Linked DNA regions of Homo sapiens: region 1 is linked to region 2. Evidence: read pairs that join two places in POLR2A ChIA-PET (ENCODE). Cell type or tissue: MCF 10A. All regions are shown on one strand. Links, peaks and the distances in the headings refer to the core of each region. The heading gives the core; the rest is flanking DNA. Region 1 overlaps SDC4 (syndecan 4). Region 2 holds the start of PIGT (phosphatidylinositol glycan anchor biosynthesis class T).

Evidence for each region. ChIA-PET counts read pairs that join two places held together with the same protein. Peaks named below come from ENCODE experiments on the same cell type or tissue, not always from the same donor. Only the 100,000 strongest peaks of a DNase experiment are listed, where the experiment ranks them.
Region 1: POLR2A ChIA-PET joins it to region 2 with 26 read pairs; 23 of 35 experiments call an interaction of 5 or more read pairs at or near these places.

Annotation. Positions count from the first base shown.
Region 1 is chr20:45,334,587-45,339,964 of GRCh38, reverse strand. SDC4 (syndecan 4) reads left to right here. Exons shown (of 5, transcript NM_002999.4): 2 at 4,045-4,183. Among named protein-coding and RNA genes, the nearest start is that of SDC4, 11 kb to the left of the region's middle. In MCF 10A, for the core only: no CTCF peak of the experiment used is centred there; DNase peaks (open chromatin) are centred at 614, 2,014 and 3,174.
Region 2 is chr20:45,413,094-45,418,405 of GRCh38, reverse strand. PIGT (phosphatidylinositol glycan anchor biosynthesis class T) reads right to left here and starts at 2,265. Exons shown (of 12, transcript NM_015937.6): 1 at 2,063-2,265; 2 at 1,712-1,889. The coding sequence starts at 2,249. LOC107985405 (a long non-coding RNA gene) reads left to right here and starts at 23. Exons shown (of 2, transcript XR_001754640.2): 1 at 23-192; 2 at 1,589-5,312. In MCF 10A, for the core only: no CTCF peak of the experiment used is centred there; a DNase peak (open chromatin) is centred at 2,305.

The DNA.
Region 1 (5,378 bases), core at 143-5,142, 78 kb after region 2:
CCCTTGTCTTGTCTGTTTGCTAGGTTATAAAATCAGATACCTTCTGTTGGCAGGTGTTAGTTTCTGTAGAACAAAAGAGCACTTCCCCTCCCTTCTTTCTCCCCAACAGTCTGGGGAAGAATGTAGTATCTCTAAACCCCCAGGCACTAATCCCAGATCCCCACCAGCCACAGGGCCAGCAGAGTCTGTGGGACCTAGGCCCATTGCCCTATTTTTTATTTTTTGGAGACAGGGTCTTCCTCTGTCACCCAGGCTGGAGTGCAGTGGCACGATCGTAGCTCACTGCAACCTCGACCTCCTGGGCTCAAGTGATCCTCCCACTTCAGCCTCCCGAGTAGCTGGGACCACAGGCGTGCACAACCACATTTGGCTAATTTTTGTAGAGATGGGGTTTCACCATGTTGCCCAGGCTGATCTCAAACTCTTGGGCTCAAGTGAGCCTCCCACCTTGGCCTCCCAAAATGTTGGGATTAAGCCACTGTGCCTAGCCACCACTGTCTTACTTAGTTGGTAATTTCTGTTGTGTGTTCATGAAAGGGACAAAGATACAAGGAGACTTGAGAGCCCAGAGAGGGTGCCTGTGCATGTATACACACGAACACACATGCCTGGGCAAAGGTGGGGTGAGCTGAGGAGAACAGACCACATTCTTAGCCAGGAGCAGGGCGGGGTCCATCTCTGGTCAGGGCTGGGCCTGGCTGCTGGGTGGCCTGGTTCTTCAAAGTCACCCCAGACTCAATGGGCTTTATCTGAAAAGAGGGCGGAGGAGAGGAGGACCGTTGGTGCCTTCCCAACCTTTACACAAAAAAGAGTGATTGCCCACAATCCCACGGGGCTTGGTCCCGTCTTGCTGGCCTAGTCCTAAATGGCTCTTATCCACTTTGGAGTTGCCTTCCCTCTTGTCAGAGGTCATGGGTGGAGAAGGGACCAAAACAGGGCAGAGAGGGGGCTTCCAGAGCTCAAGGAGAGATTTAATTCCCTGTGTCCTCCTATCACCACTGGGAGCTGGAAGAAGTTTCTTCCCAGCCCCTTGACTTGCTGTAGGAGGGAAATCCTGGGCTCATCTAAATGCAGCCTTTGAAGACTCCATCTTTTCAGAGCTTTGAAATAGGATCGAATCCAGGCCGTGCCGCGGAGCCCCGGGGTGACTTCAGACTAGACTAGTTTCTTTTTTGGAAACTGAGTATAAAAATGAAGGGTTAAGGATGAACAGGTGCCCACAAAGAGGGCTGAACTGGGAATAAATCTTGGTTTCAGCCTTGGTTTTGCTGCTGACTTGGCTGCAAGATCTTCACGCCCCACTTTCGCTCATAGCCTTCATTTCTCTAATGTAAAACGGAGGTAATTCCTAACAGCCAGTGGGCATGCTAATCCCATGGGTTGTTTTGAAATACCTCTTAGCACTTTCACATACTGAAAGAGAGGCTGGATGCATAAACAACCTTCCATGGCTCCTGGGGGCAGTGAGGGGTGGGAAAAGGTCTCTCAGCCTGAGACAAGTCTCCTGATGGAACTACAGCCCCTGTTGAGGACTTTGACCTGGTCAACAGCTGGCCAAAGTGTACCATTCTTTCTTTCTCCCGGCTAGATTGACCCCCCTACTTAACAGGGCTCCCTTGGAGCCTGGGGCAGGCTGGTGACCCCGTGTACATATGTGTTCATGCGTGTGTTTATGTGTTTGTGGTTAAATGTCCAGGTCAGTGAAGCCTGGGTTCTGGCCCAGTGTGGCTACTTCCTGCTTGTGTGGCCTTGGACAAGTGACTTTACTTTTCTGAGCCCTTGTTTCCATCTCTGCAAAAAGGGACTATTAAAAGGACCTAGACAGGCTGTGTGCTTGGTTAAGGCCTGTCACTTGGGTTCTTGGGGGATTTGCCACAGGAGATGGAGGTAGGAGCACAGGGACCCTGCCCTTAGGTATAGGCACTTGGGCAGCCATGAGGAGCCTTCCTCCTGCTCTGCCAAACCAAAGCCACAGGCACGGGCTATGTGCGGGGGCTTGAATTCCAGCACCAGCAGCCCGGCAGCTCCTGATTCCCGAGTCATGAAGTCATCTCTGAGCAGCACTTAACCTCTCTGGCTTTCCACCCCCACGGGTGCCAAGCGTTCAGCATTCTCCCCACTCCCCGGGAGAGAGTGATTCCTGGCCACTGCCTTCCTTGTGGCCTGACCCCGCTCCCTTCCGGGAATCCAGCATTCTCCCTCTGTGGGGGTGGAAGAGGGTGCATGAGGGTCAGGTTCCACCTGCCTCTCCCCAGAAGCCCAGTGGGGAGAGTACAGGAGTGGCTCTGAAGCAGCTTTCCTGGGCCTCTCCTGCAATGATAATAACCTTATCTTAGGGACAGATGTTCCTTCTCAGACACCCTCCTTTGTCAATGGCAGTCTCAGCTGAGTGAAGGACTGCCTGGGGTGTCCGAAACAGAGACCTGACCTCTTTCTATCCTGAGTTATGTAGCGAACGCTCTGTGTGACCTTGGGCAAGTCCCTGCCCTGTTCCGGGCTCAGATTCAAGTTGTGTGAAACGGGAGGACAGGAGCTCCTTGGGTCCTGGCATTCTGTGATTCTAAGCAGACCCCCAGCTCCTGCAGTTATGGCGTCTGGAGAAGATGGGAATGTCTTTCAGCGGGAGGGGCATGGTGTATTGAACTTAATGAAAAACCCCAACTCTCCTGGCAAATACTAGGCACTTTAGTGTTTGAATTAATTAGTAGAATAATGAACTTTGCTCAGAGCTGCTGTTCTCTGGGCAAACAGAAGCCTGAGCCCAGAAGCTGGAGGAAGGGTGATGGGCATCCAAATGTTTCCTGTGCTCTTGAGGGTACATTGTTCCCACTCGGTGGAGCTACAGGATGGGAGCAGGGTAACTGATGTACTGTAGGGCTGCCCGGGACCTTTGACACTTTCTTTTGGCAAGCGGTTTGGTGGGAGTGGACCTGAGACTCTGTCCTGATCAGCTGTGTCTCCACAGGGTAGTGGCTGAGTGATGATTATGGGTACTGGAGTGGATGGTCTGTGAGGGTAGGGATTGTGCCTCTCGGTGTCTGCATGGTGCTGGCAGCAGAGTAGATCTGTGGGAGATGTTTGGAAGGCAAGACTGAATCCAGGAGTACACTCCTGAGTCATCAGGTCTGGGCAGCGCCCTGACCTGAGGCTGTCTTAGGGTGTGCGTGAGGCAGCCCTGTCTGTCCCGGCCCAGACTGACTCAGCTGGGAAAAGTATCCTGGACTGGGCAAGACCAGAACCAGGAGCCCACTCCCTGTCCTGTGTGAATCAGCTGCCACTGCATCACAGAGCCCTGGAGTGTAGCATCCCAGGGCCCTGTGCATGGAGACTCCTGGCTCTGAAGTCAGGCAGCCCTGCGTATGCAATCCTCGCTCTTCCATCTGCCAGCTGTGTCACCAAAAGAAAATGACTCCCTCGGCTGTAAAAAGAAGTGAATAACATGCCTCCAGAGTTATTAAAACAGGGCCCAGCACATAGCAAGTGCTCGGTAAAGGATATCTAGCCATATTAATAATTTGATTATTACCTCATTTACTGTTTTTATTTTTTTTGAGACGGGGGTCCCACTCTGTAGCTCAGGCTAGAGTGCAACGGCGTGATCCTGGCTTATTGCAACCTCCGCCTCCCGGGTTCAAGCAATTCTCCTGTCTCAGCCTCCCGAGTAGCTGGGACTACAGGCGTAAGCCACCACGCCCAGCTGATTTTTGTATTTTTAGTAGAGACGGGGTTTCACCATGTTGGCCAGGCTGGTCTTGAACTCCTGACCTCAAGTGATCTGCCTGCCTCCGCCTCCCAAAGTGTTGGGATTACAGGTGTGAGCCACTGTGCCCAGCCTCATGTACTATTTTTATTTGCCCAGAATGGAAAGAGACTTGCCTAAGGACACGCGGTGAGTTAGAGGTAGAGTGGGATCCAGGACGCAGGTCTCCAGGCCCTGGCCTGGTCTCTTTCTAGTTTCTGAATGCCCACTTCACTAGCTTTTGGGCATCAGCTGTCATGGAGCACTGGGGATGTTGGCTGATGTGTCTCCTTTCTTTATCTTAGATCCGAGAGACTGAGGTCATCGACCCCCAGGACCTCCTAGAAGGCCGATACTTCTCCGGAGCCCTACCAGACGATGAGGATGTAGTGGGGCCCGGGCAGGAATCTGATGACTTTGAGCTGTCTGGCTCTGGAGATCTGGGTACGGAAGGTGTGCTGGGCAGGCGTAGGCACAAAGCTGGAGGGAGTGGTGGCTTCACCAGCCAGGAGGGTGACCATGCCTTGAGACTTGGATTTTTGTGGGACTTTTCCTAGAGTGCCCTTCTTCCTTCTCAAAAAAAGGGGAAACAAAAGTAATGGATTAACCTATTCCATCCCTGAGAGCCCCTGGGGACAAGCTGTTTGCTGCTTTGAAGTCATTGGTAGCTCTGGGTTTTCTGAGCTCCAGCCTGAACGTGTCCTCATAAGCTCTTCTCTTTTCTGCAGGGCATGGTGGGGGTGGGGTGAGGGTAGGATGGGTGGCAGGACAGGGTGGGAGTGGGGAAGGAGGACCCATAGAGTGTTTTCCTTTTTTTGAAAGGAAAAGTTCCAGCCTGGGCCACATGGTGAGAACTTGTCTCTACAAAAACACAAAAATTAGCTGGATGTGGTGGCATGCACCTGTAGGAGTCCCAGCTACTTGGGAGGCTGAGGTGGGACGATCCCTTGAGCCTAGGAGGTTGGGGCTGCAGTGAGCCAAGATCATGCTACTGCACTCCAGCCTGGGTGACAGAGTGAGACCCTGTCTCAAAACAAAAAAGGAAAAGTAGCAGCTTAGAAGTGGGGATGGGGTGGGAGGGGGCATGAGTGGGCAGAGATGTAGTTGGGAAACCAAGAACAAGTCCCTGCTTCAGTGGGGGTGGGGGCGGGTGAAGGGCCCAAGGCCTCTAGGCCAGACAGCTAATAAGTGTCCCTCCTATGTGCAGAGAGGTGTTAATGATTGCAAGTTTTAGCTTTGCAAGTTTTAGCTTTGGAGTCACATGGTCCTGAGTTCAAGCCTCCATCCTGTGTGAACTGAGCTTCAGTTTTCTAATCTGTAAAATGGGAATAATAAAGATAGTACATCAGTGTTGTGGGGACTGAACTGACTTAAAGCTTTTGGCACCTACCAAGCACTCAGTACGTGTGTGTTTGGTTTAAAAAAAAAATAAATTTTATGGCCGGGCACGGTGGCTCATGCCTGTAATCCCAGCACTTTGGGAGGCCAAGGCAGGCAGATCACGAGGTCAGGAGTTTGAGACCAGCCTGGCCAACATGGTGAAACCCCGTCTCTACTAAAAATACAAAAATTAGCCAGGTGTGGTGTCGAGTGCCTGTAATCCCAGCTACTTGGGAGGCTGAGGCAGGAGAATTGCTTG
Region 2 (5,312 bases), core at 313-5,312:
ACCACCTTTTCTCCCTAACTAGGCTGTAAGCAACTTGAGGACAAGGACCAGTCTGGGTCATCTATGTACTTCCCCTGACACCATGGAAAGCGCCTCATGTATCAGAGCTGAAATGAGCTCACTGATCTTCCTTGAATGTGCTGGGCTGGGCAAAACAATGCATACTACCCTGTGTATACTCTGGGAATAAAGGTAAGTCCTGATTCTACTATCATGGTGAGAAGTCTTATATCCAAAAAAGCTCACTGAACATGGGAAAAACAACTGTTCTAGGATTTCATAAAAACATCAAATTAAATTAATGTTCTTTTCTTGGAGAAATATCAAAAGAGATTTGCTCTCAGTAATAGAGAAAGCATAAAACTTAATAAGCACTAGAAAGAATTCTAAGCATTTGCTCCACATTTCAGGCAATTACGGGCTGAGGGAAGACAGTGACAGCAGAGTAGACAGGAAAGGGTAGGGGAGCCAGAGTTGAGGCAAGAGAGAAAGTCTTGGCAAGCTGGGGAGTTACTGCTTATTCCTTATTCCTTAGTGTTGTCCAGGAGCTTTTGATAATTCTATGTTCAGAGCTTTTCAACTGCTCCAATCCTTAAGCCTCAAATAAAAATGGCAAACTTGAAGCCGGAAAGCTCTACTCAAACCATAAACATGCTTCATTTGGTATGCACAACATTGACCCGCACAGCACTCAAAAAATTTTTAAATTACTTGCTGATATTTGAATTTGCCAATTTTCACATTAAATTCCAGATTTCTGGTATCTCTTGAAAAATGAGGCCAGGTGTGGTGGCTCTTGCCTGTAATCCCAACACTTTGGGAGGCTGAGGCAGGAGGATCGCTTGAACCCAGGAGTTCGAGACCAGCCTGGGCAATATAGTGAGACCTTGTTTCTACAAAAAATTTTTAGAAACATTTGACTCTGACCACATTAGGCCTCTATTCCCACATGGCAACAATCCATAGAAGCTGAGTGGCAGAGCTGTCCTCGTTAGAATGTCACACAAACTCTCTAGCCTGCCACAATTCCTGCTGCTCCTTTTTATTGCCCTAAAACTTGTTATATCATACTTGCACTATTGATTTCTTATAGTGGGATTAAGAGGAAAATGAGATATATTTCTCATTCCTGTGTTTGTCAATTTTAAAAATACCTTTATTCATTCCTTACCTGTGTGGCCCATGTAGACCTGTTTGCAACCACTGCACAGAAAGGTTCTATTCTAAACAGGATAGCCACAGCAGCCACTGGGAAATAGCGGTTTGTAGTAGGCACAGTAACTAGACCTGCCCCCTCCCAAACAAAAGCAGTTCCTCTAACACTGTGATGTAGCATCCTGTTGGCCAGTTGTAACCCACAGATATGTTATGGTTGGCTTTCGTGGTATTTATTATCATTTAAAAAATATTAATGAATGCCTTTTAAAAGGTTATCCAGTTGCCAGTTTTCTACTGCCTTACCTCCAAATAAGCATTAATTGTTTGCTATTTGCCTCTCCAGGGATATGCATGTGCTACCTCAGGTCTGAAAGTTTTAGGATTGGGAAGTTTATTCATCTGTGGTAACATTTCTTACTTCCAATGCCAGCTCTACCCCCATGGAATCGCTGCCTACTGGAAGTGCTGTCCCCAAGAGCAGTGGCAGGATGACAACACTCTCCCAGCCACATTCCCTCCATGGCCTGCAACAGGGCCCAAGGTGTGCACTCACTCAGTGACAGTGTCTTGGAACCAGACCCACAGCTCTGCACCTGATGGGGCCTGCAGGAAGGGTGGCCCCCAGTATCGGGTCCTCCAAAAGCCTTGTGTGAATGACAGGTGCAGCTCCCGTAGAGAATACTTGGAGATCAGCTGCCCCAGGGCTTTGGGAAAGAGCCTGTAATGGGACACTGGGGAAACGGGAGCAGGTGAGTGACGATCCCCACCTCGTCGGGGTCCACACCCAGGATCCCGAACTCTACCCAGGAATTAGGCCCCGCCCCCAAAGTTTGCCTTCATCCCACGGCCGGCCAGCCAGCAGGCACTACGGAAATCTTTCCCTGGTCAGATCTCGCGCCCTCACCTCCTTCCCGCTGAAGCTCCGAATCCCAGCGCGTGCGGAACTGGAATGTGGCGGCTACGTCCCCGGAAGGCAGCGGGGTGATGACAAGTTCCTCCCGCAGGCTGTCGCGTGGGGGTTCTGCAAGGCACCAGCCGCCGGGCCCCAGGAGCAACAGGACGAGCAGAGCAAGCGGCATAGCCGCCGCCATGCCTGCGGCTACTTCCGCCTACCCAGCGGCGCTCGGCCCCATGAAAAGCCGGTATCCAATAAGAAAGGCGTGTGAGAAGTGACTTCCGCTGTCGTCCCGGAAACCGGGATGCGGTTATCAGAGCGACCGCCTGCGCAGGTCGCGAAGATTCCCTCAGAGCTGGTGGGTCTAAGGGGGTACTGGGAGGACACGAGAGGGAGTAGGCAGGGCGAGTAACCAGCTTGAGGCCGCACCTAGTTCATGGCGTATTCCACCCACCAGGAAATGCTTAATAATATGAAGCTCCTTCACTGCCATTTTACCCATTTGATAGTTGAGGAAACATTGACTGAAAAAGATCAATTACTTTTGGGAAAACCATTGTGGTTTTAATTTGCATTTCCCAAAGTAAGAGGAACCTCCTGCCCCTCTTAGCTTCTAGTGTCTCCATTTGCTGCAAAACCCCCAAATAAGTGGTTCTTTTATTACGAAAATGTTCAAACAAAATTGAAAGAATGAGCACCTGTTACAATAAACCTATTTTCCACCACCTAGATTCTACTATTTACATTATACTATACTTGTACTTTACCACATATTTGTCTATACATCCATCATTCCATCTTGTGTTTTGGTGCACTTCAAAGTAAATTGCAGACATTAGTACACTTTCCTTTAAGTAGTTAAGCATGCATATAATTAACTAGAGTTCAGTATTCGATTGCATTTTGATGTAAAATTCACATACAGTGAAATGCACAAATCCAAAGTACACATTCACTGAGTTTTGACAAATGCACACACCTATGTAACCCGAACTCCTATCATGATACAGAACATTCCTAAAACCCCAGAAAATTAGCAATACCCTTTCCTAGTCAATCCCTGCTCCTCTATCACCTTCCAGAGGCAGTTAGTACCCTGATTTTTTCCCACAATAGATTAATCTGTTCCAGAACTAAATATAAATGAAATCATATAGTATGTATACTGTGTAAGGCTTTTTTTTTTCTCATGGGAAGAATGTTTTTGAGAATCATCCATGTTCTTGCATGTATCCACAATTCTTTTTATTACTGCGTAGTATTATTAATTTATCCATTCAACTCTTGATGGGCACTTTTAAAGTTTTTGGTTATTATTAACAAGGCTGCTGTCTGTGCAAGCTCCTTTGTAGACGTATATTTCTCATATCCTTTGGCCAGGTATTTAAGAGTGGAATTGCTGGGTCAGAGAGCAGGTGTATGTTTAATTTTATAAGAAACTGTCAGACCTTTCTCCAAAATGTATCATTTTATGTTTCCATAAACTATGAGTCTCCATTGTACCACATCCTGGTCAGCATTTGAAGTTTCTAATTTTTTGTACTTTTTAGTTTTGACCACTTGGGTATGTATGTAGTGTTTGCTCATTGTGGTTTTAATTTGCATTTCCCTGGTAACTAAAAATGTTAAGCATCTGTTCATGTGCTTATTTGCCATTTATTTTTTAATTTAATTTTTATTTTTTTGTGAAAGGTCTGTTAAAGTCTTCTGCACCCTCACCCCTTTGTTTACTGGCTTGTCTTTTTATTGACTTTTTCGGAGTTCCAAAGTTAAAGTCATGCTTTAGTTTTTCCACCTGCCCTATGGGAAACACATTCATGAAGGATTTCATGAACAGTCTCTTGGTGACACTCATGACCACACTTCTAGAAAGAGCCAATTTGGTGTCAGGCAGGTCTGCCAAGATATGCGCCAACCAACCAGACATTTCCAGAAAGGAAATGTCAGAAAGATGTCTTTATCTCATTATGCCTTCATTCTGCCTGCATTCAGTGTTCCTGCCCCATTAGACACGAAATATTAGGAAGGCCATGGGCTTAGATGTCAGAAAGACAGGAGTCCAAATCCCTATGCCAGCCTTTAATCCATATGAGCATGATCAACCCAAGTGTCACTTTTCTTCATTTGTATAATGAAGAAACCTACTTTCAAGGTTGTTGTTAAGATGAGAAATTATGTACATGTAGGATATGGAATGTAGCAAGTGCTTAATAGTAACACTCAACCCTGTCACCTAGGCACTAATATGTAAATGTAGATAATAGTGCCTAAGTGATAGGGTTGCTTGAGTGTTATTATTAAGAAGTACATAAACTAAGATAATAAAGATTACAATGAGTGATGGAGCTAGGACTATAGTCTACACTATCAAACCTCAAAATAATACTTTTTTAAAGGTAGCTGCCATCATTATGACTATTTTGTACTTCTCTGTTTTCCTTTTGAAATTGCCCATCTCCATCATTCAGGACCCAGCCACCTCTAGTGAAGACTTACCTTCTCCTCCTCTAGTGGTCTACAGGCTTCATGTACTTCTGCTACATCTCTCATCACATTGTTTCCATTACCTGTGTCTGTGTCTGCTCCTGGAAGAGCTCATGGTCACCTTAGTATTTCTGTTGCCTAAGCAAGGTGACTGTCACATAGTAGGTGCTCAGTAATGTGTGAATGAATGAACAAACAAGATGACATCATAGCACAGTTCTGTATTTTCCCTACTCTGCCATGCTGTTCAGTGTCAAGTTCTGTGCACTCCTGGGGTTGCTACAGTGTAAGCCTTCTAAGGAAACTTTTTCTGAGCTGTGGTGCCTCCTTTCCGAAGTGTGTCAGGATGTCCACCCTATGACAAGTCCGTGCAAATATCAGAAGCCACGCTGTAGCTTGGAGACTGAAAGCTGGGCTCCTTGACTTAGAGTTGGCTCCAGATCTTCCTCCCACCTCCAAAGGCACTGTGTGGCCTCAAAAACCAGACAGCTAGGCTCTGGGCTGCCATAAACCACGGTTTAACTTTAATGCAACACTATAATCAAATGGTGAATCTGAAGATTATCATTTTTTTAAAAAGTGACCATATTGAATATGGTGTTTTATAGTCTACTCTTTCTTTCAAGAGTTATCATAAATGTCTTTCCACTAAAAATATGTGGTGGGTAGATGATACAATCTTGGTACTATTTTGATGATTTTTTAAGCTGTATGATGAGAACCTGGGATATTTTTCTTTCTATATTTGTTGTACGTTTGAAACCCCCATAAGTTT